Regions from separate parts of the Homo sapiens genome. Here region 2 is linked to region 1. The links are chromatin loops, found by intact Hi-C in ENCODE. Cell type or tissue: heart right ventricle. All regions are shown on one strand. Links, peaks and the distances in the headings refer to the core of each region. The heading gives the core; the rest is flanking DNA.

Region 1 (16,079 bases), core at 5,120-13,119:
TATATTGATCACTCGCAGTAATCAGCAAACTTCTTGAAAGAAGCAGCTTTCTCATTTTTTGTCATCATCACATGCCTGTTCCTTAATAGGTATTGTCTGGTACTTAGTAGGCTCTTTAGTCTATATTTAAGTAAATAAATGAATGTATGAATCTATATTCAATCAATAAGTTATAATTTGATATTTAAAGCAATAAATCAGCGTTTAGGCTAGAACTATTAAAAATTAACTTTAATTAATGCTACAACAAAATTACCTCTTCTGACCTACTCCCTGCAAACAATTCCATGATTTTCAATTCACTCTCAAAACTCTACCAAAAATAGCTCAGAGCAGTGTGAGCTATATGAGGTATGCAAAATTTATCAGGCCCAGAGAGACAGAGTGTGGGATTGTAGTCACTCACCCCCACCAAACCCAGGGGTGATTGTTTAAAGACATTTTGTTCCTAACTGCCTCATCACTTATTTTCAAGTTTTTGGAATTTGTAATAAAAAGAACCATGGATAAGCCAAGCAATAGCTTATACTATTTTAACGCAAATTCTTTTTTATTTTTTTTTGAGACGTTGTCTCGCTCTGTCACCCAGGCTGGAGTGCAGTGGAGCCATCTCGGCTCACTGCAAGCTCTGCCTCCTGGGTTCACGTAATTCTCCCGCCTCAGCCTCCCAAGTAGCTGGGACTACAGGCGTCAGCCACCGCGCCAGGCTAATATTTTGAACTTTTAGTAGAGACGGGGTTTCACCGTGTTAGCCAGGATTGTCTCGATCTCCTGACCTCGTGATCCACCCGCCTCGGCCTCCCAAAGTGCTGGGATTACAGGCGTGAGCCACCGCGCCCGGCCTAATGCAAATTCTTGATAAACAATTTGGGAACTGCCTCTTCATTTCCTATAAAAACCCACTTGTAACTGCTGCTGATGGGAGCATGTATTTAGGGTACATTAAGTCTATGCTCTCAGGTTGCAGTCCTCAAAACTGGCCAAAATAATTGCTCTATTTATATTAAGTTTGCCTAGGTTTTTTGTTTCCTTTGTTTGTTTTCCTTTAGGCCAACAACTCAATTCACATGTGACCTCCTTTAGGTAGGCTTGAGATTCCCCTAGTCAAATTCAGAAGTCGTTTTCCATTCTCTGATAGTACTTTGATTTAATGTATCTATATAATAAAGATATTATATGCTTGTACATTTTTCTCTCCACTAACCTTTGAACATCCTGAGATCAGGAACCACTTCTTCTGTTTGTATTCTAAGCTATCCCTGCAGTACCCAACACAGAGAAGTGTGGGCTTTACCAGAGTTCAATAAACATTACTGGATAAATATGTGCCTTTTCACCAATTTTTAAGGCTCTGTTAGGCACTAAATTCTTTTTTGGTTTTGTTTTTTTTGTTTGTTTGTTTTGAGGCTGAGTCTCACTCTGTCGCCCAGGCTGGAGTGCAGTGGCATGGTATCGGGTCACTGCAACCTCTGCCTCCCGGGTTCAAGCAATTCTCCCACCTCAACCTCCCGAGTAGCTGGAATTACAGGCACCCACCACCACGCCTGGCTAATTTCTGTATTTTCAGTAGAGATGGGGTTTCACCATGTTGGCCAGGGTGGTCTTGAACTCCCGACCTCAGGTGATCCACCTGCTTTGGCCTCCCAAAGTGCTGGGATTACAGGCGTGAGCCACTGCGCCTGGCCTAGGCATTAAATTCTTATTATTCCTCTTTAGCATGCAAGTATTATCTTCCAGTTCTTTCTCATTTAATGTTACCTCCCCCATAAACTTACCTTTCTTAAAATGATTACTGAAAAAAAAGGTATGAAGGGTATACAATTTTCTTCTTTCATTTTTCAATTGTGAATATTTTCTCTTGATTTTAAGAGAGAAGAACGGATGATCTCTTTTGATGACTTTCTTTTCTGATCCCTAAACCAGGCTGAGAAGTTTCACTCCTTTGCCTTGAAGGTTCTAGAGGTTATAATTCTATCCTTAGCTCTTTCTTACTTGAGACACAGCAAAGGAGGTGAGTTCATCTTTACTCACAGATGCTTTATTTGTTTTTAAAACAATGGTAGGGACTAGATGCTTCTCAGGGAGGGTAATCTACTCCAGTTCTGCAGCCTTGGAGTCAAGTGTTTCCAGAGTATCATGTTGCTTCACTTGACGAGGTGTTTTGCATCTTGTTAGATGACTATAAAGTGAAACCCATTTCCATGAATGTTTAATGAACTTAATAAAGGAATGCCAGAGCCAGACAATTCATTTGTTAAACACTGCAATTTGCAAAGAATTTCAAGTAGTTAACATGAGCTTCAAGATAAAACAAAGACAGATTTGCCTGATATGGTAAGCAAGTAGGAAATTTTCCTTTCCAAGGATGAAATATGCCTGAATAACCCGTCACCCTCTGTAAAGTGGAAATAAATGCCTGCGGTGGGAAGCTTGGTGATGGAACTTGGTGTTCAGAACTTCCCCATGGTCCCATTTGAAACTTGAGCATGGACTGTGAACTTCTTTACCACTTTTGACATTTTGGGAAGGATAATCTTCTGTTGAGGGAGGTTATTGTGCATTGAAGGATGTTCATCAGCGCCAATGACCGCTACCCACTAGATGCCTGTAGCATTCTTCTCCCAGCATGCAATAGCCAAAGTGTCTTCAGACTTTGCCAAATGTCAAGGGATGGTGGGCAAATTGCCTTCTGTTGAGAACCACTGAGTTATAAGGATGTTGGTTTGTCTTTCAGCTACTTACTAGCTGTCTGACAGACATACCTTTCTCAAGCTCCAAATCCCATTTCTATTTTCTGCACATTGTGGGTATAAATTAATTGTTAGAACTAAATGAGACAATGCATTTATATTAATTTGTTTCTTTAACAAAAACTGATAGAGATTTTTATGGGTATTGTGTTGAATTTAAACCACATTTTGGGTTATATCATCATTTAACAATATTAATTTTTCCAATCCATCAATATGGGTTGTATGTCTATTGATTTTAATCATTTTGATCAATGTTTGTAGATTTCAAGGTACAAACTTTTCACCTTATTACGTTTATACCTAAGCGTTTCTTACATTAAGTTCTCTAGCAAATGGAAGTGTTTTCTTAATTTTCTTTTAAAATTGTTTATTGTTAATGTATGGAAATTCAACTAACTTTTGGTGCTGATATTGTATTCTGCAAATCCACTGAATGTGTTTATTAATTCCAGCAGTATTTTGGTTGACTCTTGGGATTTTCTTTCACTTGCGTCTGTGTGAAGAGACCACCAAACAGGCTTTGTGTGAGCAACAAGGCTGTTTATTTCACCTGGGTGCAGGCGGTCTGAGTCCAAAAAGAGAGTTAGTGAAGGGAGATAGGGGTGGGGCCGTTTTATAAAGTTTGGGTAGGTAAAGGAAAATTACAGTCAAAGCAGGTTGTTCTCTGGTGGGCAGGGGTGGGGGTCACAAGGTGCTCAGTGGGGGAGCTTTTTGAGCCAGGATGAGCCAGGAGAAGGAATTTCACAAGGTAATGTCACCAGTTAAGGCAAGGACCGGCCATTTTCACTTCTTTTGTGGTAGAATGTCATCAGTTAAGGCAGGAACAGGCCATTTTCACTTCATTTGTGGTGGAATGTCATCAGAAAAGGCAGGAACCGGCCATCTGGATGTGCACGTGCAGGTCACAGGGGATATGATGGCTTAGCTTGGGCTCAGAAGCCTGACATTTTCTACACAGAAGATCATGTCATTTACAAACAAATATAATTTTACTTCTTTCTTTCTCAAAAAAAAAAAAAAAAAAATCCAGCCATTTCCGTACAAATAGAAGTTCAGTTCAACTATTCCACTAACATGTTACTGATTAGAATCTATCCTCATCACTTTAACTAGTGTCTGGCTTTGTTTATCTTTGACATAACCAGTTGCTAAGGAATGAAGCCCTCCATCACTGTGGTTGTTTTAGAGTGGTGGGATTATACCCATTAGAAATCAATAGCAAAACCATTCACTCTGTTTCTGAAATGAACAATTCCTGCACATTGCCATGAATAGAAGTTTAACAAAACTTGCCTGGGAAGAGACTCTGATTTATGAATTCTGCATTAAATCATCTGAGTACATCTGTTATGGACATCATAATAGCGACTTTTTGGGTAATGATTTCTTAGAATCACCAGTGATGTATAAATTTCCAGTGATTGAAGCATTTGGAGGGGTGTGAATGTGTCCTGGATGATTGCCTATTATACTCAAATGCTAGGTTTATGCAATGGCCTTTGTTCTTTTGTTTTATGCCTCAGATTCTGAAAGTGCGGATGCTGTGTGGGGTCAAAGAATTGCTAACCTAAGAGGAATATATCTGCATGTATTACACAGAATTCTCTTGCTTTAATTTAGTGTTTTGCAATATACCTCAGTAATGGTTAAAACTGCCTTACAAAAAGTGTAAGAGGCAAAGAGTTTGCATTTAACTTCAAGTTCTGATATCTCTGTAAGGCTTGGAATTAGAAGGATTGATTATGAAACTCCACCTTTCACCTTTGATTCTTCTCACACCCCTTAACTTGGAGTTCTCTGAACATAACATGCATTTTTAGGATTCCATGGCTTTATTCTTCCTGCATGTTCTGGCTTCTAGCTCTTAGCCCTTTGACTCTCTATAGAACTTTTCATATCCTTCCAAACCCAGTCCGAGTCCGACTCTGTTGTGAGGCAGCCCCCAAGTCTACCCCCATCCACCTCCCACTGGCTTCCTCTTGTCCAACCTCTGCTGCAACAACAACTATCTCGGAACTCACTTCTTCTGATTCTGGGGGTTTTTGTGTTTCTTCCTACATAGAACTTCCCTTATGGCAAGGGACATTGTATCCTTGGTGTCACATACAACTTCTGGCACAAACTAAGGATTCAACAAGTGTTCATGGGACAAAAAACTGAAGCTCTTATTTTTACTAGAGATTAGTTTATATTACAGATTGTAATCAAGAGCTGAAATTTAACTTGCCTTTTATCTGATGCATACATACATGCATGTGTGCATACGTCCCAGCCCAGAACTGTTAAAACGATTTAAGCAAAACCCTATAAAGCTCTGAAAAATATTTACAAGTCTGATCCCAGGCTCCCAACACCTCTGAGCTGGAAGCACTGAGGTAGGCTATAGGAGGAGGTGTGTAGACATGTCACTTACATTTTGCAGCTGGACATGGCTCTTCACCAAGTTCTCTGACTTTGCCATTGTGCTGGATGCTTTGAGACTGTAGCTTTTACCATTTTGTGGCACTTTCAGCTGCTCTTGGATTTGTTTAGCTTGTTTCCTGCAGGCATAAATAAACGTGTACAAATATTTGCATGACTTTATTCAACTCCTACTTTCAGGGTCTCATTCATTCCCAGTGTCTATATTTGTTATTTGCTAAAGTTAAATAAACTCAGCTAACGAAGAGAACCCTTCTCTCATTTCCAACCCCACCAGAAATACTTCCAGTTTAGTGATAACCTGATATCATCCATATTCTCTAGGAATTCACATTCAGTGGCACCCCAAAAGCAGACAAACATTTAGTGCATTGCCCTGGCCCCCATAGATGCAAGAAGTCTCTAACCCTGAGTTTTAGCTGCAAAGAACTGGAAATACTATGGGAAAGTGACTAGAGGAAAACAATTAAGACTTGGGCTTAGCAGGTACATATGACATATTTGTAGAGTTACATTTATATTTGTACAATTCAAATATGTTTAGCTTAATTGCACAACTTGACTATATACCATAATGTGTATATTCTCTGTCTTTTACAATTTAGAAATAGCTCATTTATTGTTACCAAGAGCCCAGATATTAAAAATAGTTAACTCTTAAAGAGCTAGTTATACAGTAATGTGCCACACATGGTTTTAAGTGCTTTATATGTATCATTTCACAGATTTTTCATGATAATTCTTTGTGATGAGGCCATAATGCTATACCCATTAAGTAGATGAGAACTAAAGCACAGAGAAGCTAAGCCATTTGTTTGACGTCACATAGTCAGTGAGTGGCAGCGATTGGATCTCAGCCCAGCCAACCTGCCTCCATAGTTTACACTCTTCAACCACCACTCAGAATTGCCAAGCCATGTGCTCATGGTCCCACCGCTTCTGAGTGAAAAGGCTGAAACTGCTGTAGGGTTCTGGACTTCAAGTAAAGTGCTCCTGTGTGCACATGCGGAATGACTGTTGTCTGGGTCACTCAGTGCCTACACCAGAAGGATGGGACAAACCACTGCCTTAGCAGCAGCTCTGTCCCAGAAGCTTCACAGAAATCATCTATTAGCATAGACTTGGTACCCATTAAACACAACACTCACACACACACACACACACACACACACACGCACACCTCTTTGCAGTGTTGACCTAAATAACAAACATGGAGACTCTAAAAGAAAATATTTATTTGGAAATAAGTGTTGCAATGGGAATACACACGATATAGGAAACTATGTTTTATCACTAGGAAGACAGGAAACGTTAGGTACACAACTGATTTGAGATCACTATCCTTGGCTACAAGGATCAATAGAAAGGATGGTGCCAGTCCAAGGGTGGACAGGAAGTTGCTGGGCATATGTCCTTGCAGAACTATTTTCGTGCATGTAAGGCTGCAATAGTCTTCATGCAAAGCTGCGGTTTTCACAGACTTTTGTGATAGTTCTTGTAATCAGGCATTTGCCTACGTGACTGCTCCCTTCATGTCCTTCTCCGGCTCTATTTGTCAGGGTTTTTAACACAAATGACTCCATTTTGATTCTGACAACTTTCCCAGTAGAATCATGCCCTTGAATTTTGCCTGTCTTCCAACGTCTCTGACAAAGATAGTGCCGTCAGTGGAGCACATGGCCGGTCTTAGCAATGAGCTTCTCCAGTCAGTAGCACCCTACAGAGCGTGGCTTATTGTATCACAGGGACTGGGATTTGAATCCCACTCTGCTACCCACTAGTTTTGCTACCCTAATAATTTCCTAAACTTGTTGAGCCTCCATTTCCTCCTCTGTAAATGAAGTTCATAAAAGCTATCTTCCACGGACACTGTGGTGGCTGCATGTGGAGGCACACGCAAAATGTTCATATCTTTCCCGATACCATCAAGCAAGCTCAGTCTTGTGAGCAGAAGCTGCAAAAGAATCAGAACATTGACCCAAAGGTAAAAGATTACACTAGTTGCATCTTCCCAAGCAATTCACCAGCACTTGCTGCAAGCTTTGGAGGCTTTGAGCTTCATTACCCATTTTGAATTTACAATATCAGTGTGATGTAGCTCTGTTTTTTAAGATATTTCTTTTATCTTTCCAATTATTTGGGAGACTTTTATCTCTAGCACTCTTAGTTGCTTTAATCCTGTTGTAATAATCTATTTGCTTCCTAACAGCTAATCTATAGCCTATTGTTAAAAATAAATCTATCATATCAGCATTTTAAGGAGCATGTTACAGCCACAAGATTTTATCAGGGGTTCATTCGCACACACAAAAAAGGGGAAATCAGGAGGTTCTAGTCTGGTAAATCATCCTGAAAAAGTAAGAGTGCATGTCTCAGAGCAAGGATTCCATTACTCTCATGGGATTAAATTAGAAACACTTAATGATGTTTGCAGTAATCCAATTCAGAGTCTTGGAAGTATAAACTTATAAGGGAATTTTCTTTAAGCAATATCCAATACCGGACTGCGTTTCCTAAATCCTTTTATAATTTGCTTACCTTTAGTCTTTTTTCACTCAAGTCCTGACTTAGTAATATTCCAAGATACGTGGTCCTTCCATTCTGAGCCTGCCTCTGCCTATCTACCATCCCTCCTCTCTCACAAGCACACACTTTTTTGCTCTTTCTTCCTTCACCCAGAAAATGGGAACAGAGAAAACAATCAGCAGCTGATTGCAATACCATTAGCTCTCTCATGAGAGGCATTGCTCTGGGGAAGAAAAGATGCATGCCTTGCACATGGGAATACTATTAGCCCAACAGTGTCAGTGTGGAAACTTTACAGTTCATTTGAGTTTTAAATTTCTCTGGTCCAATGCATTAGAAAGAAATGAGATGTAAGTTGCAGAATAGTAGACATCATTAATCCATTGTTAGGCATTATTTGTCTTGTTGCAGATTGGGCTCCTGGGAAGGCAGACCCTGGGATAAAGACAGCATAGAGGACTTTTGTTAAGGAGAGCTCTTGGTATCAACACCTGTGGAAGCAAAGGGAAGAAATGGAAGCAGAATTGGGCTGGGGAGAAGTTGGAATGTGATACAGTCTCAGTGAAAACCTCAGCAAACCTCAGAGGGAGCTCTGAAGCTGGCATGGTCTTGCACCTGAAGTTGGGGAAAAGGTCTAGGTCTTCAGAGCCTCATATCGATGCATCATTGGAGGTAAACAATACCAGAATGGAACATGAGATTGAGAAAGGTGACTCTTCACCGGTGTTTGCTGGCAAACTTGGCGACTAAATCCTCCATATCTGAAGAAGACGCAGCAGTGCATCAGAGTGTCTGCCATTAAGAGGCTTTTTTTGGGATCTAAAATCTCTTACTTCAAGGGGTTGATGACCTATAGTTAGGGGCAGGTTGTTACCGTGTCTACATTTTACTGATAATACCAGTTTTTATCCTCCTCTTTTTTCCCATTTGTGATAATTACCTGTTTCAGATTCTGCCTCCTGAAACATATCCTCTCCTACTTCAATTCTAGTTTTAGAGTTGAATCATATTTTGTATTTCCAAGCTCTGCTAAGAACTCTAACACTCATCCCCATCATTCTTAACTACATAAGTTAAAAATAAAGAGAAAAACTTGAATAATTTACAGTCATTGCGTGAGCCACACTGGCCAGACTTGACAGGCTCAATTAATAGTTCTATTAACTATGTATAGGAATATATGAGCTTATTGGGAGTGAAGAGAATTTCTTTCACTGTTTTTTAGAGTTGCTATGGGTTCAGTTAACTCCATCAAAAAATCCTCTAAATTCAAGGTGTTTCTTACTTATTCCTTATCATGTTACCTACCTTCCATCTTTCCTCAGACACAGAATTTGCTGTAATATTCCTTCTGATGAAGTCATGCCATGCCAAAGGTGACGAGGGAATGGAAAAAGAATCATAAAGGCAAGGTCTAAGTGATTATGGGAAGTAGAACATAAATGATCAAGAGAGCTTTGAGCTAAGTCTCAGCTCCCTCTGGGCAGAAACTATACATCCCAGTGTATCGAATGGAGGTTCAAGTGAACTTATTTGAATACCAGTGATAGAGAGGCCTTAGAATCCTGGAAGACTTGGGGCTTCTAAGCTAAAGTAAAAAATGTATATGCATATAAACTACTTTCCTTTATGAGTGAAAGTAAGGGAAGGTCAAGGTAGAGTTTGGATATTCTGTTCTCCCCAAGGTTTTGGAAAAGGAAATCCACGAATTCACACACACACACACACACACACACACACAACTTGTGCCAGGGTTTTATGACAATCTATATTGCTTTTAGCAATATAAATTAGGTGCTTGGTAAGGTGGTGGCATTTCTCTCAAGCAAAGAAAAAAAAGGGAGACCAAGCCTGAAAATGGTACTAGAAGAAGGAAATGCACCCTAGGCCTCTAATGAGGAACATATAGCTAATCCAATTTCAGGTGGAAAATACTTCCATTTGTATCATCATTTTATCATTTTTGCCTTTAGTTATTAATTGATTCATTTTTTAAATAAAACTGTGTCCCAGGCTGGTAGACAGAAAGATAACAATGTCCCGCTTGGTGCTCTAGCTTCTGTGCAGTCCTCTGAGCCTACCCTAATGAATCTGATGTTGAAGATTGTTTTCATTAAACACTTTGACTCCTCACTGAGTCCCAGGAGGAGATGTTGATCTCAGAGCCCTCTTGCTGTCCAGAGTGAGACATTGACAGCCCCAAAGATGGAAGTCCCCTGGTAATCCAGCTGTTTGCTTTCATAATTACCATGATCTGTCTTTCATTTAAATGTGGTACAACTACACATTATACTGTAAAAATAAGTGATTAACTGCTTCTTTATTGTAATTTGGTTATTGTTAAGTAAGGAATTTCTTTCTTGTACAAAGCTCTAGCAGGGAGACACTTCTAACTACCACCCTGCTGGGTGTGATTACCACTCTCGTGCTCCAGGGGAGGCTCTTAACTTTATAGCTACCCAGCCTCCAAGTTCTAGTGTGGAAAACCATGGGTGTTAACGACAGCAAGCCTCCATTGGGTATTTACTCTTTTAAACACTTTGCTATGCCCTTTACACTGTGATTGCATTGTTTTTTTTTTTTTGAGACTGAATCTCACTCTGTTGCCTAGGTTGGAGTGCAGTCGTGCGATCTTGGCTCACTGCAACCTCCACCTCCCAGGCTCAAGCCATTCTTGTGCCTCAGCCTCCCGAGTAGCTGAGATTACAGGTGCTCACCACCATGCCTGGCTCATTTTTGTATTTTTAGTAGAGATGGAATTTCACCATGTTGGCCAGGCTGGTCTCAAGTGATCTTCCTGCCTCAGCCTCCCAAAGTGCTGGGATTACAGGCATGAGTCACCGCGTCTGGCCATGATTGCATTTAATCCTTAACAAAATTCTATAAGGTAGATATTATACTTGTTCATATTTTACCACAAAGGGAACCAAGGCTAAGAGACACGATATAATTTGCCTAATCAAATATAACAAGTAAATGACAGCCTGAAGATTTGAATCCAAGTATGACTCACTAGTGTACAACCCTGACCATTATGCCAGATGGCATTCTTGGAGAACATAAAGTGCTATGGGCTGCACAAAAGAGAGTAACTCCTAACTCGCTCTGCGCAGCTCCACCATCTAGCAGAAGGACTATGTGAACCAGTATGGTATAGAGGTTTAGAGCATGTGATTTAAACTAGAACTCCTAAAATTAAAGAACCTATCTGTCATTTTCTTCTTTATGACTTTGAAAAATAAACATTTTAAAATAAATTCTGGTATTATTTGAAAAATGCAGTAATAATGCACAACTCTGATTTCTGTGGTGATTGGAAGCTAACACATAAGAAGCCCAGTGTGCCTGGCAAAGAGTAAGTGTTCAGAAATTGATAGTTACAACTGCCACAGCCAAGAGTTGCCTAGGAGATGTAACAGCTAATATCATATGGTAAGGATGGGGCCCTGGCATTAACAAAAGGGCCTTAGGTAAAATACTAAGGAAATCTGAAAATACAGACTTTAGTTAGTAATACTATATCAATATTGTTCCATTAATTGTGACAAATGTACCATGCTAATGTAAGGCATTAATAATGGAGGAACTTTGGTCTAAGGTATATAGAAACTGTCTGTTCTATTTTTGCAACAGTTCTAAATATCTAAAAAACATTCTGAAATAGTTTATTAGGAAGATAATAGTTACTAATTCTGAATTGATGCTCAAGTTTCTGTTATTTTAAAAAATCATAATCACAGTTTTCTTTGAGAATCAACACAGATAACATGCAGACAGGTATCACAAACTATACCTGGAAATTAATCCCATGTTAGAAGAGCAAATTGGTAAAAAATTATAGGTCCACTGAAAAGCAATTACACATTGGCTTGAATTTCAGACAAGCTGTAGGAACCAAATCTGTGCAAAATTCTTAAGACATGAGAAACCAAGGGGCTAATATTTTTATCTGCATTTCTTAAGTGCAGATTATATCATTTTAATAAATGAAATACGTCTACCAGAGTTCATTTGGAAAAATACACACACACACACACACACACACACACACACACACACACACACACACAGAGAGAGAGAGAGAGAGACGTTTATATCTACTTTTTTTTTTTTTTTGAGACAACTCTGTCCCCGAGGCTGCAGTGTAGCAGTGTGATCTGGGCTCACTGCAACTTCCACCTCCCAGGTTCAAGCAATTCTCCTGTCTCAGCCTCCCAAGTAGGTGGGACTACAGTGGCACGCCACCATGCCCAACTAATTTTTGTATTTTTCCTAGAGATGGGGTTTCACCATATTGGTCAGGCTGGTCTTGAACTCCTGACCTCAGGTGATCCACTTGCCTCGGCCCCTCAACGTGCTGGGATTACAGGCTGAGCCACTGCACCTGGCCTACATCTATTTCTAGTCAAACATAAACACCTTTATCTGAAGAAGGTCTAGTTTCTCAGCAAGGTAACTTTAGGGCATATTCAACATGTGCATACCAACTGGTAAACTGAAGTATATTTTTTAGTATTCATATTCCACATTTGCCTAAAATCTTTATGAAAAACTGAATTGTTTTTTCAGAAATAGATAGATAATGGTTGATAATGTGCAGGTTCATAGCAGTGGCCCCTTTGTTCAGAAGAGTTAGCCTTTAGTGACAGGCAGACACCAAGCCCTTAATACCAGCAAGTGGTGAATCAGTGCAAAGAACATAGAATGTTCGTGGTCACTGAGAGGAATGATCATTATGTGCATCGTAGATAAACCGCGCACACATGTGTGCACATACACATCACATACATGCATGTACATGCCTGTACACACTCACCACAATTTACAAAAATGTCCTAAGTCACTTGCAGATTGTTGCTAGACCCATTTCCACAGGTTCCCTCTGTGTGGCACACAGACTGAGAACTTAAAGTAACACAAAGCGCTTTCTCTAAAAGTAACCTTTAAACACTTGAGAGAAATAGTCTTACTTGCTTTTGAAGTAGAATGCTGCACAGAACATGCCCACGATGACAATTCCAAAGATGATACATGAAATTGACAGCACCTGCCTTTGATAAACTTCTTCACTCTCTGTGAATTTGAAAAACAAAATTAGAATGGATGCTAGCGGGGTGCATCAGCAACTATCTTCATCCATGTACTTCTGAGCTGGTAGGAGTCTTTCAAAGCCAACTTTTTGGTTTCTGTCATAAATAGGGAAAAAACAAGGAACTTATTATGATTCAATTACTTTGCAAAGTTCTACAGGATAACTGGTTGCTATTATTTGTATCTGCATGGCTACATCAGAACTCATACTCAGATATTGCGATTACAGATTTATCATCAAAAGACATTCTATGACTTTAGGATTTACTGGGGACATAAGCCTGTGAAATTGTGGTAAGGCCCAAATTAATCAGCTAGAGAAACAAACTCAGGTGCTTCTGAGCTTTCCTGTGGCAGTGATGCCTTCTAATTTACCTTCTGTGGTGCTGATGCCCCTGTGTTTTCTGATTCTGATTTAGTCCTTGGCTGTCAGCCTCCCATTCTTCCTACTATCACTATGATTGACATCACTCATGAAGAAAAAATCAATAGGCACGTAAGTATTTTATTCACCCAGTCTCTGTCCTTCTCAATACCAATGATTTGGCACAGTAGAACTCAGCCTCTATTACCAAGGTCATACCTTGTAGCTTATCACGAAAATGACAATAATTCAAAAACAAACATTTCACTCTGTAGCCACTACCATTTATACTCCTAGGTCCTTTCTTAACCTGTATCTACCTAAACAATTCTTCCATCTCATCAAGACTTTGTATCCGTAGAACCCAGCAGTTTCTCTGTTAATTATCCTCGTCTTGTCTTCATCTTTCTGTTTATATAGGACAGTGACCATGGTCCATGACTACAGTCATTTACTCTCTTGCAAATACTCTATTTACTTTATCCCTTTTGTCTTCCCTTCTACCTATTTGGCAAAATAAATGGACACAAATCCAAGAAACTGCCTTCTCCATACCTCTACTGTGGGCAGCTCAGAATGGGGGAAGAAAACTGTACCACTGGGCAAATGGACACCAATAAAGAACAGCAATCACAGAGCTTAAGTAGTCATCTAATGGTCACTAACAATGTCATCAGCCTGCCTTCCTGTTTCCCTAATGATCAGCCATATCGTCTCCACACTACTCACACACCTGACACAACTTTCCCTCTCTCACTCTCAGACCTTCTATACAGGTCATAAGAAACAAGCAGCCAATTTAGAGGAAATTTCCCACTATTTAACACATATATATTCTAAAAATATACAAAATTAATTGCATCTATATACATTCTCTCTCTGTGTCATTAACATAGAACAATAGTTCTCAAATTGTAATGCACTGGAGTCACCTTGGAGCCTAATAAAAAACAGACTGCACCTACTTCTTTCCCCAGAGTTACTGATTTAGTAGATCTGGAGTGAGTACAGAATGTCGGCATTTTTAAAAAGTTCCCAGGTGATTCTGATGCTACTGGTCTGAGAAACACACTTTGAGAACTTTTGAGCAGACTAAGAGTTCTCAAAACATGAATCATCTACATAAAAAATCACCTGAGGAGATATGTTTTTCTTTGTTAATACTAGTTATGGTTTCCTTCTTTCTAAATCAGGATCTTTTTGGTTTTTTTTTTGGTTTTGTTTTTGTTTTTGATATAGAGTCTTGCTCTGTCACCCAGGCTGGAGTGCAGTGGCGTGATCCCAGCTTACTGCAACCTCTTCCTCCTGGGTTCACGTGATCCTCCTGCTTCAGCCTCCCAAGTAGCTAGGACTATAGGCACCTGCCACCATGCTTAGCTACTTTTTGTACTTTTAGTAGAGATGAGGTTTCACTGTGTTGGCCAGACTGGTCTCGAACTCCTGACCTCAGCTGATCTGCCTGCCTCGGCCTCCCAAAGTGCTGGGATTACAGGTGTGAGCCACCACACCCAGCCAGGATCTCTATTTAAGTAAAATTTTCAGGTATTTCTCATGCATACTAAAATTAGAACATTATTCAATTATAGCAAGCACTATTTTTTAAATAAAATAATAATTCCTTTGGTGTTCATTGTTTCCTATCATCTCGGGGGCTTCTCATCACTGAAAATTAAAGAAAAACAATCGATTCAAATTCATTTTATGATGCCAGTATTATCATGATTCCGAAAAAGACGAAGACCTAACCAAAAATTACAGATAAATAGCCCTCATTGCCACAGATGCAAAAATCTTAATAAATTTTAGGAAATAAAATACAACAATATATAAAAAGTATAGTGCATCATGACTAAGTAAGGTTTATACACAAAAATGCAAGGTTGGTTTAATATTTTAAAATTAATCAATGTGATTCACCATTTTTACATCTAAGCAGATAATTTAACAACTAGATCAGAGGCAAAAACATAGCCAAACTTAATATTCATTCTTGATTAAAACTCTCAAAACCTAGAAATAGAAGGCACTTCCTCAACCTAATAAAGAGTAGCTATAAAAAATCTATATCTAGCTGTGAAAGAATGTTTTTTTCCCTAAGATCAGGAATAAAGCAAGAATATCCACTCTCATACCTTCTGGTCAACACTGTACCAGAGGTTTAGTTAATGTAACAAGAAAAAATAGGAATAAAAATCATTCAGCTGGGGAAAGTAGAAGAAAAGTTGTCTTTGTTTGCAAACAACATGACAATTTATACAGAAAAGCTGATGGAATCTACAGAAGACCTAGTATAATTATCAAGTAAGCTTAGGAAAATTTCAGGATACAAGGTTATAGGAGAGAGATACAAAAATAAATGTACATCATTTTACAGCAACAAAGAAAAATTGAAACAAAAATGTCATTTACAATAGCATCAAAGCATGTAAAATACATAGAGATCAATTTAACAAAAGGCACACAAGTCTTGTACATTGAAAAGCTTAAAAGAAGATCTAAATAAATAGATATAACATGTTTATGGATTAGAAGGCTTGATATTATTAAGATGTCAATTCTCCCCAAGATGATAGACAGATTGATTGCAATGCTATTAAAATCTCAGGAAGCATTTTTGTTTTTGTTGTTCTTGTCACAGAAGTTGACAAGCCAATTCTAAATGTTTTATGGAAATACAAAAGATCTACAGTAGCCAAAACAACGTTCCTGTAGCCAAGAGAACAAAGTTGTGGAATCTCATGACTTTATTTCAAGATTTCTTATAAAGCTGTAGTAATCAAGGCATATGGTATTGGCCTAATTATAGACAAATAAATAATTGCAACAGATAAAAGCGTTCTGAAATATAATATTCGAAACTTATGTGGCCAATTGGTTTTGACAAAGATGCCAACATAATTCAATGGTGAAAGAATATTTTCAAA
Region 2 (16,079 bases), core at 2,932-10,931, 150 kb after region 1:
CCAAAGATTGTAGGATCCAGTCTACAAGGTGTTTTACATGTTTATTCAGTCAACTATCATGGTTTCTTCCCTGAAGTATGGATTAAGACAGACTGGGCAATCCAACTCTGAAAATTTCAAAGCCTGCCCCCTGGAGGACTGCTGGTGAATGCAGCTCCATGGCAGGGAAGGAAAGCAATTGAACAGGAAGAGCTTGCCTCAGTCCAGGCAGGTGTTGAAATACGGGCCTATTAATGTTCACAGTTTTATTTTGCTTTATCTCTAAGGATCTAATTAATTTAGAGATCATTGCTTTTACTGTCAATGTGGAATAAAGATGATGAATGGACTAACCTCGGCATGTGCAGCCCAAATTGGTGTATTCCCAATGGTTCCTACTGCCTGTCACCTTTACTTTTCACCTGTTCCACAAGTGTTACAATAGAATCTAATAGGAAGGTAGCTCTAAGCCAAATGGGTCACTGATATCTCCCCAGAATTTCACCATTGCAGGAGAAACAAAAGCTGGTTAAAATTCCAAAAACTTTAGAAGGTCGCCACAAGCCTCCCTTTCTAAAAAGGGAACGCACATCATTGACATACAAGTTCTTTCTGCCCTTTTGTTTATTCAACGAATATTTAATGGATACAGAAGTAGGCTCTGGTGATATGGCAGTGAACAAACAGGTGAAGCTTCTTCCTTCATAGAGTTTGTTATCTAGTGAAAATATAAACATTACAAAACAAATCATGTGAAGATGGTTATAAGTCATATGAAGCAATACATATCATGGTAAAGAGCTAGGCAGGCATTCATTGCCAGGCGTTTGTATGTATATATGCTTGGGAGACAGATATGGCTATTTTGCAAAGGAGGCTCAAAGGAGCCCCCAGTGAAAAAGTGAATTTCAGTGGAGATTTGAAGGAAGTGAAGGAAGGGGCCCTGCAAATGACTAAAGGAAGAACACTGCAAGTAAAGGACACACAAGGACACCTCTCCATAGTAGGGCAGTAGTATATTTTATTCTGAAAATTCATAAGAATTTAAAGAGAAAAATGTATGACATACCCATTAAAATTAGATAACAAATCCTGTTTTTAGTGGCTTTTAAGTATTAATATCTTGTATGTCTCCCTATTCTTCCTATTACCAGCGACCTAGTTCACACCCTCAGCATCACTGGCTTGGACTATTGCAGTCGCTTCTTCTTTTTTTTTTTTTTTTTTTTAGGCTGGAGTGCAGTGGTGCGATCTTGGCTCACCACAACTTCCGTCTCCCGGGTTCAAGTGATTCTCCTGCCTCCGCCTCCCGAGTTGCTGGGATTACAGGCACCCACCAGCACGCCTGGCTAATTTTTGTATTTTTAGTAGAGACGGGGTTTCACCACGTTGGCCAGGCTGGTCTCAAACTCCTGACATCAGGTGATCCACCTGCCTCGGCCTCCCAAAGTGCTGGGATTACAGGCGTGAGCCACAGTGCCTGGCCTTCAGTCACTTCTTTACTGATCTGTTTGTCTTTAGTCACATACTAATCCAGTCCATTTTAAGCAAAAATGAACCTAGTGCAACATCTCAGCCTAAAACTCTTCAAAAACATTCACATAGAAAAAAACAGCATTGGAGATCCACTGCTAAATCATTCACAACTGTCAATCCCAAATGGATTTTATACTTAAGTATAAAAACCAGATCTTTAAAACTTTTCAAAGGAAATAGACCAATACATATCCATAACCTTAGGGTAGGGCTACTTTTAAACAAGACATGAAGCACACAAAGAATTAGGATGGGCTGATATCTTTAACTGTACTACAATTAAGAACCTCTGCCTGTCAAAATCATAGGGCAAGCCATAAACTGGGAGGTAATTTACAAGACACATAATTGCCAAAGGAATTAGTATCCAGAATATGTAAAAAATACCTATCCTATATATATCAATAAGAAAAAGCAACTTTCAAATCAGGAGTTGGCTTTCACAAGAGCAGAAATATAAAAATCAACAAGTTATAAGAAAAAAAAAAACCTGTGTAGAAATTGGATTATTGAAATGCCTTTACAACCCAGTAGATTATCTTAAATTTAAAAAAAATAATGAAGTTTTATTGACAAGGTCATGGAAAGCAGATTGTGAGAATGGGGGTGTAAATCACTGAAAAAAACCTGGAAAACTACTTAGGATTATCTCTTGCAGAATTAAAGATGAATATTTCTTACATAAAAATTCTCTAGTGTCATTGATAGTAAAGCAAAAATCTAGAAACAAGAAATGAGGTTGAAACACAAATGAACCCTGAAAGTAAATTCTCTACAGCCACGTTAACAGGGACAAATCTCACAAACATAAGGTTGAATTTCTTAAAAATCACCAAAATATACATTATGTGTTAAAACTATTTAAATACGTTTCTGTATGATAAGATATAATATATTATGGGGACATAGTTACAAACTTAGGAATGCTAAGGAAGATAATTTACATCTCAGAGGAGCACAGGACTTGTCTCAATGGTGTTATTATGTTCACATTTTTTAAATGGGGTACATGGGAATACTAATGTTGTTTTTTTCACATTTTATAAATATAATATATATTTTTTGTATAAATGATATATTTTATGATTATAAAGAAGAAGAATGAGTGTTGAAAACAGTGGATCTTTGGTTCAAATCCCATATCTTCTACTTTGTTTAATATGCCCTGAGACTCATCATTTTTTTTCTCCTTTACATACACAACTGAATTGCATACACAGTCACTAGCACAATCATTGGCAAATGGCGAGTACTAAATATATATTGGATAATATGGGATGGGGCTCTTTAATGGCTTCTCATGGCTGTTCCCTTCTTTGCATGGTGCATGTGTTGTCTTGAACTGGCCTTGACCCTCTTGTCCAACTTCATATCCCACCATCGCCTCCTCTCAGTCACTGCTACAGCATATGCCAGCATTCCTCATTTCTTTGCCTTCAGTACTAAACCCATTGATCTGCCATTATTCCTCAAGGCTCAAGCCAAATAGCACCTCTACTGTGAACAGACAACACTGTAGCACTGACCCCAATACATGTAATTCATGCAATTTTAGTAAAAATTCACGTAATTTTAGTGTTTATATGTGGGTTTAATCATAATATTATGGCAGGAGCCATATATTGTTTTATCATCTTATCCCAGGACAGGTGAAAAAACAATAAATAAGTAGCTGTATAAGGAATAAATTCATAATTTTGAGATTACTTTAGTTGTCTAAATTCCGGGTTTGATTTAAAACATGAAGCATGGGTAATTCTATTAATCATAAATAGGTAAAAGTTTTGTCATTGCAGAAAAAGCTAATGAAGTATTTCTAAAAAATAACAGTTTAATTGGAGAGATTTTTTTCATTCTAAGGCTATCTAAAAAAGTTAATCACATATATAATCATCTATGAAAGATCTCACACATTTATATTATCATAAAAATATCTCAAAATTAAAAGAAAAATGTGTGTGTTTAATTACATAATGTCACTGATCACCAAAAATTATAAGTAATTTGTAATAGTAAAATGAAATGAGTCGACTCCTTTATTGAATTTAAATGAATTTGAATATTTATTTTCTGGAACATTTAGTAAAATGATCTCAATGTATCATTCAGATTTAACTGTGTGATACACAGTGTAAGTAGAAACTGTATTTATAAGCTATAAACAAAATGAAAGGAGAAACTCTAAGGTGCTTATTCAAAATAGCGACTTGACTACTGTGCTTTTTTTTTTTTACTACGTGTGTAGAAATTATGTTTGAGGGGCATTTATGAGAGCAATTATTCAAGATACATGAAAAATGAGATGAAAATAAGTGAAGAACCTACGAATTAACCATAAATGTTCCTCATTCACAACACAGAAAGGGTAACACCAGATACATCTACCCCCTTACGATAATGGGAGTCAATTTATTGGAGAAAATTTTTGCAGTTATTGAGAAAGATGAAGAAGGAAAGAAATTGTCTGTGAGAGGAGACTATTTAGGTAAAGAAAGAAAAAGGATTTGTAAACAAGGAATAGTACTGTGAGTCCCTGGACTGTTTCAAAGAAAATTAGATGTGTTTTGTGAAAAAATAAATGAAATAAATTTATTTAAAAAGTATGCCATATGACTGTCTTTGCAGCCATATAAGAGAAGACAGGAAACAGGGAAAAAGGGAAAAAGAAGCTTGCTTTGGAGGCATGATGTATAAATCAGTATTTCTCACTCTTGAATGTGCATAGGATTCATCAAGGGAGCTTATTATTAATAAAACAAAGATTCTGAAGCAGTTTGCTTTGGGGTGGCACTTGAGATTCTGTGTATCTAACAAGCTCCCAGATGATGCTGATGTTGCTGGCCTTGGATCACACTTTAAATTCCAACAAGAAAGGAAATTACATTGTAGTCCTATGGATGTGTGTTCACATCCTAACTCTGATTCATGTAATTATGTATTCTGGACTCATGGAGGCCTCTGAACTTTACATAGGTGGACATGAGTAGCAACACTCCACACACCCCGTTGCAAGGTAATGAAATAATGTTAGCAAATCCCCAGACACAAAGTAGGTATTCATGACTGTCAGTTCCCCTTATTGAGTCCTTGCAAGTTTACTTGCTCAAATTGATGTTATTGAACATGCAGTAATTATTATATTTCAAGTGTAATGAAAACATGTAAGTCAAGATGCCCCCTAAATAAGTCAAAAATTAGATATCATTTCACTTTTATAACATTTGTCTTTTTATGTACTTTGACAGATGTCTCATTTAGAAGCAGAACATGATTAGAGGGAAAGAAATTGTTGGAAAGATATTGCAAACATTTGGAAAAGCAAGAGGCTAAAACTCATGTTGGGATGGTGACTTTCTCCCAGGACATTTATGTCCAATAACCAATTAGGGTCTTGGCAGCAAACAATGTGTGGAAAGCTGTAATTCCATCACATGAAAGCAGGAAACAGTTGAAATAAAATATAGTGTGAGTCTTTAAAGTCTATGTAGACAATGAGTAGATGTGCTTCAAAAATAAAATGATTTGCAGGTAGGACAAATAGAAATAGGAAGGGTTACATGCAGATGGTGCCTATCTGATGTCTACAACAGGCTCTATCAGACAACCTTATGATCCAAACTGCAGAGGAACACATGAGACTTACCTAAGTACTATGCACTAATTCCAGTACCCCCATCAGACTGTCATCTACATCATCTTCTCTACGTATCTGGTTGTCACTCCTAAATTATTCTCTTTTTCCCTCCTGATTAGCCACTCCGGATTTATATACTAATGGTACATGACAACTCCTAGATGCATCTCAGAAATGTGAAACAACATCCTCAAATCAATGCCTTTTCTAGAGAGAAATACTTGAAAAGTCTCAACTAATCATCAGGTTGGGTCTTTAGCTTCACTTCTCACATTAATTGTAGGTCCGTGAGTAGAAGCCTAGCTCATTACCCAATACCTCATACATGCTCTACTAATACGTGATGTGTGAATGAGGTCAGGATTTTTGTCTTTAGTATATATTTTTATAAAAACAGCAAAAACTAAGTAGAAAGGCAATCACAGAACTTGATCACAAATAAAATATATAGAAAATAATGCCGTCTTATCTAAGTATTCAGACAATCGGGCATAATTTCAGGCCTCAATTGTCATTGTCATTGTTGAAAAGACCTATAAGTCATATTTATAACAGGAAGTGTCAATAAGGCACATGAGGAACTCAAACCTTGTTGACACTCACATCTGCTTAAAGCCATAGCTGATGTTTCCCTGAGGTGTCACTTGCTTTCTGATATGAAAGGACCCAGTCTCTCTATAAACAAATGCTTCTCTAGCAGTAGATTAGGATGAATGAATTCTATTTCTTAAATGTTCATAAGAAATCTCTATACAATTTGCTATTAATAAGATTAGATAAAATCTCCTAAAGCAACATTTTCCCCTCATTCTCAGTTGATGTTTCAGAAAAACCTTTGACAGAAAAATTTGAAAATAAAGATTTTTAGCAATAGAAGTGACATACTAAAATGTACTGATCCAAACTAAGAAGTCTTTGGAACAGGCCTGTGCACATTTGCTTACAGCCCACCAAATTCAGAATATTTAATCTGAAAGATAATTTAGAGACTATAGGACCATCTCTGCAATTTTACAAAGGCCCAGAGGCTCAGGTTGCTTAGCCAATTTGCCCAAGTCATAAGCTCATCAGGAACATCTCCTTGGAGATCATCCCAGATTCAAGACCACGTCACCTCTTTCATGCTCTAATACATCAGCCTCTTAACTCATGTGTCTGCTTCCATCCTCCATACACCTCCCCACCTTCCAGCAGATTTCCTCCCAGGGCCTCAAGATCTGGCAATGACACCTCTCCCCTTCAAGCCAGTTTCTAAACGGAGGAGGAAAGATTTAAACAGGGTCTGGAAGGATTTTGCAAAGCTGACAAAGGGGAAGGGTACTAAAAAGAAAAATATAAATAAATAAATAAAAGAAAGACACAGGGACAAAAGACGCAGAGACAAGATTAAAGGGAATTATTTGAGGAGCAGTGAGTGGTTTTACTCTAAGTGCATTCACGTTTAAATGAAAGTATGCTGAAAAAATGAGACACAAAGCTGATAGTGGAAGATATACGATCAAAGGAATGTCCGATGGTATCTGCTGGTGAAAGCTGCAGTCTAACTAGGGTGAGGGCTCATTACCTACCACAATATTAGCAAGGACCCAAGACTCTAACCACTCAAAGGGATGGTCTTGCAGCATTGCCATCAACTGAGACCTTAGAAATTCAGAACCTCCAGCCTCTTCCCCAACCTTGTGAAACAAAACCTTCATTTGTCACAGGTTCATCAGGGGATTTGTGTGCATAATACATTTGAATAGCACTGACTAAAAATGAGTTCTAAGAAAAGCTGATGAAAATTACATGATTGGCTTCAATATACTTGGGATGCTCTAACCCCCAGTAGTACTAACCCCAGTAGTACATTTCTTATAGCAGAAAGCTAATTGGTATCTAATTAGATAAAGTATGGATCAAAGTTTCCACATTTGGTAACTTCTGTAGTCAGGGAAGGTAAATTTGAGAATGTGTACCTTCCCAGATAGGCTATGTTGAAATTCTGTGGCTCTGAAAATAGCGTCAATTTTGACCGTCTGCATTCTCAAGCCTAGCAAAGGGCAGTTAGTTGGCAAGAAAGTGGTGTCTGGATGAAAACGGATGGAGAAGAGTCACTGGCACTTATTAAGGCTTTGTGTTGTAAGGCAAATGCTTCACATATGCATTCTCATTTAAACCTCACTTTACAAGATTGGAATCCAAGGCCTGAAGAAGATAATTGATTTTCTCATGTGTGATTATAGCAATAAGAATGATAATGATTTTGTGGCTAGCATTTATTGAGCACTTACTATAGTGGCCCCCTTTTATCCTCGACCCCCTGTGGATGCCAGAAACCACGAACAGTACTGAACCTGATTGCTGTCGTTCGAAATACATTTCTGTTCATGTCTTCCACCCACAAATGCAATGCCTTTTCCATCTTAATTAAGCCCTTATCATGCATTGTAGCCAAAACCTTTGCAGCTTGATGTGTGACAGCAAAATTAGCATGAATTTCTTTTGCCTTCTTCAGAATTTCACTTAGAAGATTCATTCTTACCATAGATCTTAGCAATGTCAGCATATAATTTTTTCTTTCCTTATTAAGTCCAGAAGTTTCACCTTTTCACTTAAAGGAAGCACTTTGCAGTTTCTCTTTGGCGGGTGCAAATTGACAGCATCACCACTCTTGCACTTTGGGGCCATTAAGTAAAACAAGGGTTACTTGGACACTAGCACAGTGCCACTGTGATGGTTGATCTGATAAGTGAAACAGCTACTAAGTGACTGGTGGGCTGGGAGCACGGATGGCGCGGATGTGCTGGACAAAGGGACAAAGCATAATGGTGTGAAATTTCATCACAGTATTCAGAACAGTACACAATTTAAAACTTATAAATTGTTTATGCCTGGAACTGTCCACTTAATATTTTTGGACTATGGTTGACCTTGGGGAACTAAAACCGTAAAGTGAAGCCATGGATAAGGAGGGACTACTTCGTGTGTTCAAATTATTGAGCTAAATATTTTTTGTAGCCATTATCTCATTTAATTTTCCCCACGATCCTGTGAGAAGTATTGTTGTCTTCATTTTATAACTCAAAATACATATTTACGCTTCATCATGGGCATGTCTGACTTGAAAGCCCACACTCTTTCCTCAACACCGGAATAACTCAATCACCACCCTTTTATTCATCTGCAATGTTCTGCAAATGATGTCAAAGAGATTCTGATTCTCTCATAAAGTCAAAAAAATGAATGAATGAAAGAAAAAGAAACTCTTTAAGGTGAAAAATTATACATCACAAGATTTCTGAGATTTACAAATGAGATTATTGAACTAACATTTTTTTAAATGTGCCCTTCAGCAAAGATGAAATACACATACTTCTGTTGATGCAATTGTCTTCAATGATTTATTAGGAGATAGATGGGTAACTAGATTTCCCTATCTATTCTGTCATTTAGAGTCCCACACAAATAAGCGCAGAAACATTTACAGGCAATTTAAAAGAATATTGACCACACATTTCCAAAATAAACTTCTAAACCGACTCTCACATCCACAGATAAAGTTTTCTACTGCCCCTGTCATACTACAACCGAATCCCTTGAATGGTCTGCACTCATTCAACACAGGTGCCTTTACTGGAGGGGAGGATCATCTACAGGAAGTATAGGGGTCTGGAGTCCTCACAGAGTTCTGAATGCAAAATTCCTCCCTTAAGATTCACATAGCCTCAGACGGTTTCTTTGATACTCTTTAAACCAGAATTTTCTACATCATAAAATCTTTGTGTTAGTTCAGAGGATTGTAGTAAACATTCAACACAATCACAAAATAAGGAACCTAGGGAGGCTGGGTGCGATGTTTACATCTGTAATCCCAACACTCTGGGAGCCAAGACAGGTGAATCATTTGAGCCCAGGATTTTGAGACCAGCCTGGGCAAAATGGCAAAGCCTTGTCCCTACCATAAAAACAAAACAAAAATAATCAAAAACCGAAAATTAGCTGGGCTTGGTGGTGCGTGCCTGTAGTCCCAGCTACTTAGGAGGCTGAGTGGGGCAGATGGTTGGAGCCCAGGAGATCAAAGCTTCAGTGAGCCGTGATCAGGCCACTGCACTCCAGCCTGGGTGACAGAGCGAGATCTTGTCTCAAAAAATTTAAAAAAAATAAAAATAAAGGGCCTGGTAAATAGTACTACTCCATGGGTTGTCCTGTTCTTCTACATTAACCCTGATATTTTATGTAGACACAATTTGAAAGATATATTTTTGTCTTGAAATCAATATATCTGAGTAAATATCATAAACTGATAAGGATATGCAAGGTTCTTGGCAGTTGCTGTAATTTTTAGTTTCTCAGTTTTAGTCCATTAAACCTGAGCTCACCAATTTGACCCCCTTGATCAGCATGTTTGTTTTCAAAAAAGTTAGATCATGCAGAGTAGCCTCAAGCTGATTTATAAAGTTTGAAATATTTCAAACCCTTTTGCACATTCATTTTCTGCTAATATCCACTCTCCCCTGACTTCCAGACATTTGCATTTATCCAAGATGCTACTCATTTGTGGCAACACACCAGGGCCTCCTCTCTCTGTCGTGAATGAGCTCTGTTTTCTCTCACTTTCCTAGCACCCAATCAAACATTCTTTAACTATATCTGATCTCACAAAAGTATTAGAGTAAAGGAATTTGGTTAAAAAACTCATACTACGCACCTCTAGTGGATTCAGCCCATTCTTTTACCTAGATGACTGCTGTTTTTCACATGCTATTTGAAACAAATTAAATGGGTAACTAATGGTGGAATTTTCCTACTTTTTTGGTAAGAGATGCTTTCCTCTCATTCCTAAAATGAAAACTGGTCAAAGCAGCTCACATACAAGAGACTTTGGTAATTTAAAGGAACCCGAAGAAAGCAAAGCATGGGATAGCAATGGATCATGTTGAGTGTTACATTGAATGTGTCTATTGGAACAGATATTCTGAATTTACCATCACATCACACAGACATTACAAGGAGAAAACAAATGCCACAGGGGCAAGTGAATATATCCATCCTCCAGAATATTCCTCTCCCAAGAAATTCTGCGTACTCTTCAAATAGTGTCTTGAAAGATAAGCCCTGTTTGCACCAGGTAAACAGGCTTTTTACCACTAATATGTCTATCACATTGGACTCTGCTGCCATTCTGTAGCCTGGCAAAAGGCAGCTGAAGATTACAATTTTCCATTTGCACAAAGTCCAAAATTATGAACTCTGTGGATACCAATGACACAATGATTAACCCTTACTTCTCCAATGCCACAGCTTGATGGCTGTAATTCATTGTTGGAGGGCTTGGCAATCTGCTACTGGCCTTAATGACACATTCCAGATGGAATGTGTCAGCTCATTTTTTGAAGACAGAAAGAAAAAGAAAGATGTTTTTCTAACACTATCTTGCCAACACATAAGGAAGCTGATGGAGTGACCACTTCAACTATAAGTTTTCATAGTTACTTCAGTCTTACGCTCTTAATTTCCAGTGCTTACTGATCCCGATACCATGGATAAATCTCTCCAGATTCCTGAGATTAAACATGGTGGTTGGACTGATATGGATACAGTGGTTTAAAATATGTACCTCCAGACAGTGGCCACATCTTCGAAGTGCAACTTTTCTCTAGCGGAACACACTAGTCTGCCTAATAGGCATGTTCCATCACATGCTCCTTTTCCCAGGACTCAGTCATTTGAAGTATCTTTGCTGCATTCACTATACCACTATTTCTCTATCTGAACACAATACTCATTTACTTTCATAACCTTGCCTTTGCCCTTTGATAAAGAAGAATTCAATTCTTTCCCACCTTCCAGCTCCCCAGATCTCTTCCCCTTAATTAGGCAGTCTTAGGATACTTCAGTTAACAGCCTTTCCAGCTCAATTGTGCCCCTAGCTCCTCTGTGCACCAGCTGTCCACCCACATCAAGTCAAAGGATTTGGATTCTGCTCAGGTCACCTTAAGGGAAGTGAAAATTCAAATTGGGAGACTCCTAGTCACATTTAGAAATGCCTCCTTCACTAGCATTTGAGACTGAACTCTTGCTTTAATATATCTTATTTGGTACTTTGCAGCTTGTTTGCTAATCTCCTATAACTTCCAAATATTATAATACAGAAAATAGACTTCATTAATACTATGTATGCCACTTTCATCATTTTTGTCATCATCAACAGCCAAATGTACTAACATTAATTAAGCACCTACTAAATGCTAGGCAATATCATTAACATGTAATATGCACACTCTCATTCCCTATAACATTCAGCACAGTAAATTACTGTAAAACAGAGTTCAATATTTGTTAAATGAATGAATGGTGCTAATGATTGGGATGCTTAAAAATAAAGCTAAGTCAATGTTAGTGGTTGAATATGTTTCCCTTTCTTGCCCGTAGGTAAAAATAATTGTTATAATAATCACCCTGGGGCTTGCTCATTTGTTAAAACCAAAAATCACAAGGGAAACTAAGAAATATCCTAACCAAATGTAAGATGTCTCTCACCTTCCGCAGAAAAGTAAAGATGTAGAAACCCAGAGCATTGCTAAAACATTTTGCTAATGTTAACTTGATTTTCAGATAGCTAGCAAATATAGTTTTTTAAATCACAAGTAATAGTCTAGAAGGCGATAGAGACAGAAAACCGAGAAATAAGATTCAAGCACAAGAGAGTCAGAAACCGGCTATAAATCCAAAGAGGAAGCAAAGAGAACCAAAGGCAGGAACCTTAAGAAAGACACTGAAGTCAAGGGACCTATCCAGACATGGCCAACATGACGAAGGGTGTATCATGGCGGGTCCAGCTCTTCTATTCTTGGACAGTGGACCTCCATGGAGCCAGGACCAAGGCAAGATAAAAAGTCAAAGGGATTCACAGAAACCACTCTTCCAGTTGAACTGTTGTTAGGGAATACGAGGAATACTTACATTGTAGGCAGTGAGTCTTGAAGTTGCCAGTGAAAAAGGCCGATGTTTCACTGCCCTTTTCACTATCCTCTTTGCTCAGTACCCTGCCTGGAGACACTGTCTGCTACAGTGTCTCACTTGGCTTCTTGAATTAGAAGGAACCCTAGAGACCTAGAGATTCTAGAGTTCACCATTGGGCCTGGTGCACGAATCCCCCATCAGTGTTGTCAACAAATGCTACATGGCTTCTGCCTGTATTTCTCAAAAGACCATCTCTTACATAATACTCCAGTTTCTAGAGAGATTTCCTTTACGTTAGACTGAAATGTCTTTTTTTTTTTTTTTTGAGACGGAATTTCGCTCTTGTCACCCAGGCTGGAGTGCAATGGCGCAATCTCACCTCACTGCAACCTCTGACTCCCCGGTTCAAGTGACTCTCCTGCCTCAGCCTCCTGAGTAGCTGGGATTACTGGTACAAGCCAACATGCCCAGCTAGTTTTTGTATTTTTAGTAGAGATGGGGTTTCACCGCATTGGCCAGGCTGGTTTGAACTCCTGACTTCGGTGATCCGCCCGCCTTGGCCTCTCAAAGTGCTAGGATTACAGGTGTGAGCCACCGCACCCAGCCTAGGGTAAAATCTCTTTACCTCTCTCATTTTCTAGACACCGGAGCTCTTCTCCAGATATACAGCCGCACCAATAAGTCTCAGCATCTTTTGTTAGAACTCTATCATGCTGATATACTCTGTTCTTGGAAATTATCTAGCCCCTGGCATATAGCAGGTACTCAATAAATTATTGGCAGACTGCTTGACTACATATTGTCTAAATAATCCTCTTCTATATCATTGAATTCCACTATCAGAATGACTGACATCCAATTATCCTATGAACCTTGAGTATCTCCCAGTCACCTGCAGAGCCTCTGTGTGACCTACCACTGTCTGCATTCCAACTGACTCCAGCCCAGCCAGTCCTTCTCTATATCCCAAGGGGTCCGAGATAAGGATGTAGGAGTGGGAAATGTGAGTAAAAATCAAGTTGATGTGAGATTACAAAATGCATTAAAAATTCCACACACAAAAAATCTGACCGTCTCTCTATAGCCCAGTGATTTTCCATTTATACACAGTAGCTTGCAGATGTTTCGAGAACTCTTCATTACTATGCTTCTAGTTTCTAAGGAATCTGGGATTTGTCTTTACAAGTGATTGTAGTTGCAACTGTAAAAATAAATTATAAAATTTTCTTTGAGGAGAGAAGTGGCTTCATACTCACGCTTTTTTCCTTTGGGGTGTTTCCTTGTAAACTTAATAAACCCCCAAACAAGATAGTCCTTTTGATTCAGTTTTCTGGCCTTCTTCCCCTTGGAACTGTAAACCTACAAATTAGCTCTGTGCTATCTCACAACTATAGAGCAGATGACAGGGCTCATCTATTTATCTCTCAAGGAGATAAGAGAAGTTTCTATTGTTCTTTCTTTGACTGCTGTATAGATTTGTGTAAGATTCTGTCCAGAGTTTATAGTTTCTTGTGTGCCACCTTATATACATGTCAACCTGGTAATGCTTTCTCAAAATTAAATTGTGTTTCCTTTATTCTTCTGTATTGGAACTGAAGAATCTTTTGTTGCAGGATTGTTTCATTTACCCAATACTATAACTTACTGTGTATATTTGGTCAGCCCCTAACTCTGTGGGTTTTGTGATGTTACAAATATCAGGGTACAAGGTACTGTGAGTAAGAGGAAAACAGTGTTACACTTTTTTTCAAGTAGGTTCTCAAAGACATTGCCTCAGGTATACAAAAGAGTATTGAAAAGGCAATAAATAGCAATACACTTCTAGAGGATAATACCTTGAACCATTTTAAGGGTATTTAAAAATATTTTAATGTAGTCATGATTATTTTACTAGTTACTGCACTGTAATTTCTTCTGACTTGTTTTTCTTAAAATTAATTCTTTCAACTGTACTAACAACAAAACCAGGTTGAGAATCTGTTGCCCTGAAGAAGACAGAGCCAGGTCAAATATGCAACTTCAGGAGGCCACATTCACAGTTTTGTTTACATTCATAAACTCCCCTAGAAGACAACTCCGATCTACCAATTGAGATCAGTTTGACAACATCACTAGCAGATGAGACAAAATGAAGTCAGAGAAGGCAAAAAACAGTTATTTATTGCAAGTAGAGAGTGGTGTTGAGGGAGTGGCAGTGAAGAGTTAAAGGAGAGAACAGATTCGAGGTACTTTGGGGGCAGACATGAGCAAACAAGGACATTTGATATAATGAACATGACAAAGAAGAAAGCAGTGATGGATGCTTCTGGAGTTTTGAATCTGAGTGACAGAAAAAAAACATTGTTTTCCAAATTATGAAATTGTATATGAGAGGTAGATTTAAGCACTGAGTAGGTGACTTTGGACATGACCCACCTGAAATGCCAGTGAGACATCCCAAAGGCACCTGGATAGTCAAGTATGGAGCAGGTCAAGAAGTGAGGGGTTTATTTGAAATGCAGCCATATTTAAAGTTATTTATAAACTTTAAAAGTTGTTGCAGCCACTGGGCCAAGTTAACTGAAAGATGTGGCCCAGAGAGAGCCATAGGAAACGTCCCATTTCTATGGCAGTGATGAAGAGCCATGAATTAGAGCAGGAAGCAGTAGCTGCAGGAGAATTAGAAGGACTAACATCTTCCAGAGTCCAGAGCAGGAAAGACTTTCAGAACAACAGTGTCGAACGCAATGGAGTAAAAATGAAGACTGATTGTAAAAAGGTTCATTTTCATTTCTAAATTTGTCCTGTTACTTCTCTTTTTAGATCTTAATTTTTCTAATTGCCTCTTTTCAGAGTTTTTCTAATTCTGGTATACATCTTTTTTTCATAGCTTCTTATTTTAGCTATTTTTAAAAAATATTAGGTTGTAGTTTTCATTTGTTTTGGGACTAGCTTTATGGCATAATTTCCTTGTCTGCATCATTCTGTTTTCATTCTCCTTCCCTGTAAGAATTTATAATAAGTTTGTATAAGAGTTGACCAAGATTTATTTTTACCCCTATTCCTCTCCTCTCTTCCTCCTCCTCCTCATCTTTCTCCTCTTTTCTTCTTTGGAGTTTCTTTGTACTTTTAGGAAAGAGGAAGGGTCAGGATAGTTTTCTAGCATTATGGCTCTAGGGCTCCCTCTCCTGTCATTTTTGCAAAATAATAAATGAGAAAATAATTTTAAAATTCACATTCACTGTGGTAATGCTGCTTTTGTTCCTCCTTTTCTTTGCCTCCCCCTCTCTCTCTCTTTACCACTTTATTTCCTTTGCTTCTATTGTAGCTATTTGATAAATTTTGGTTTTCTCTCAACAATTTCACATTGGTGCGGGGCTTTGTCTTGGATGGACATTCCATTTGATTAGTTTTGAGAGTCCACAGGGTCCAGAGGGCTGCAGCACTTTCAGACTTCGCTGCAGAGTCCTCGTTCTCTCCCATGAAATGGTTTGGCTGCTGCTCTATGGTGGACTTGACAGGCTTCCAATAGGAGCTGATTGACAATCTGGGGTACCAGTCGGCTTTCAGACTCTTATTTTAGTATTAAGTTCATGGAGATTTTGCAATATACTCTCTAATCTAGTTGTGTTTGTTTTAATGATAGAATAATGTTTTCAGTACTGAGTAAAATTGATACTTCAGGAGAATGCACCATATTCATGATCTCACATGAGCCTAAAAGTACACCCACAACACAGTTTGAGAAGCTCATAAGTCTGTCTTAGACATTTTATTATGATTGTGGGGACACTGAACAGACTTCAGTATGCAGTATTATTTAACTTGCCTTTGAGAACATACAAAAGTAAATATGAATCGATTGGTAAAGGAGAGGGATGAAACCACAGAGAGGAATAGAGTTAAAGGAACGACCTTCTTTTAGAATTGTTAAACAAGATTATGGGAGGCCATTGTTTCAGACTGAACTCCTGCACTAGGCCCTAAACGACCAGACCAAACCAAA

What was found. Peaks named below come from ENCODE experiments on the same cell type or tissue, not always from the same donor. Only the 100,000 strongest peaks of a DNase experiment are listed, where the experiment ranks them.
Region 2: a loop joins it to region 1, with 2.3 times the contacts of the local background. A loop is called at or near these places in 14 of 110 quality-filtered maps.

Annotation. Positions count from the first base shown.
Region 1 is chr10:82,948,163-82,964,241 of GRCh38, reverse strand. It overlaps NRG3 (neuregulin 3), which reads right to left. Exons shown (of 9, transcript NM_001010848.4): 5 at 12,671-12,773; 6 at 5,167-5,293. Among named protein-coding and RNA genes, the nearest start is that of LINC02650, 720 kb to the left of the region's middle. RefSeq lists enhancers at 1,900-2,541, 3,271-3,792, 7,401-8,600. In heart right ventricle, for the core only: no CTCF peak of the experiment used is centred there; no DNase peak of the experiment used is centred there; H3K27me3 peaks cover 297 bases.
Region 2 is chr10:82,795,867-82,811,945 of GRCh38, reverse strand. All of the region lies in intron 3 of NRG3 (neuregulin 3), which reads right to left. Among named protein-coding and RNA genes, the nearest start is that of NRG3-AS1, 570 kb to the right of the region's middle. RefSeq lists a silencer at 1,346-1,534. In heart right ventricle, for the core only: no CTCF peak of the experiment used is centred there; no DNase peak of the experiment used is centred there.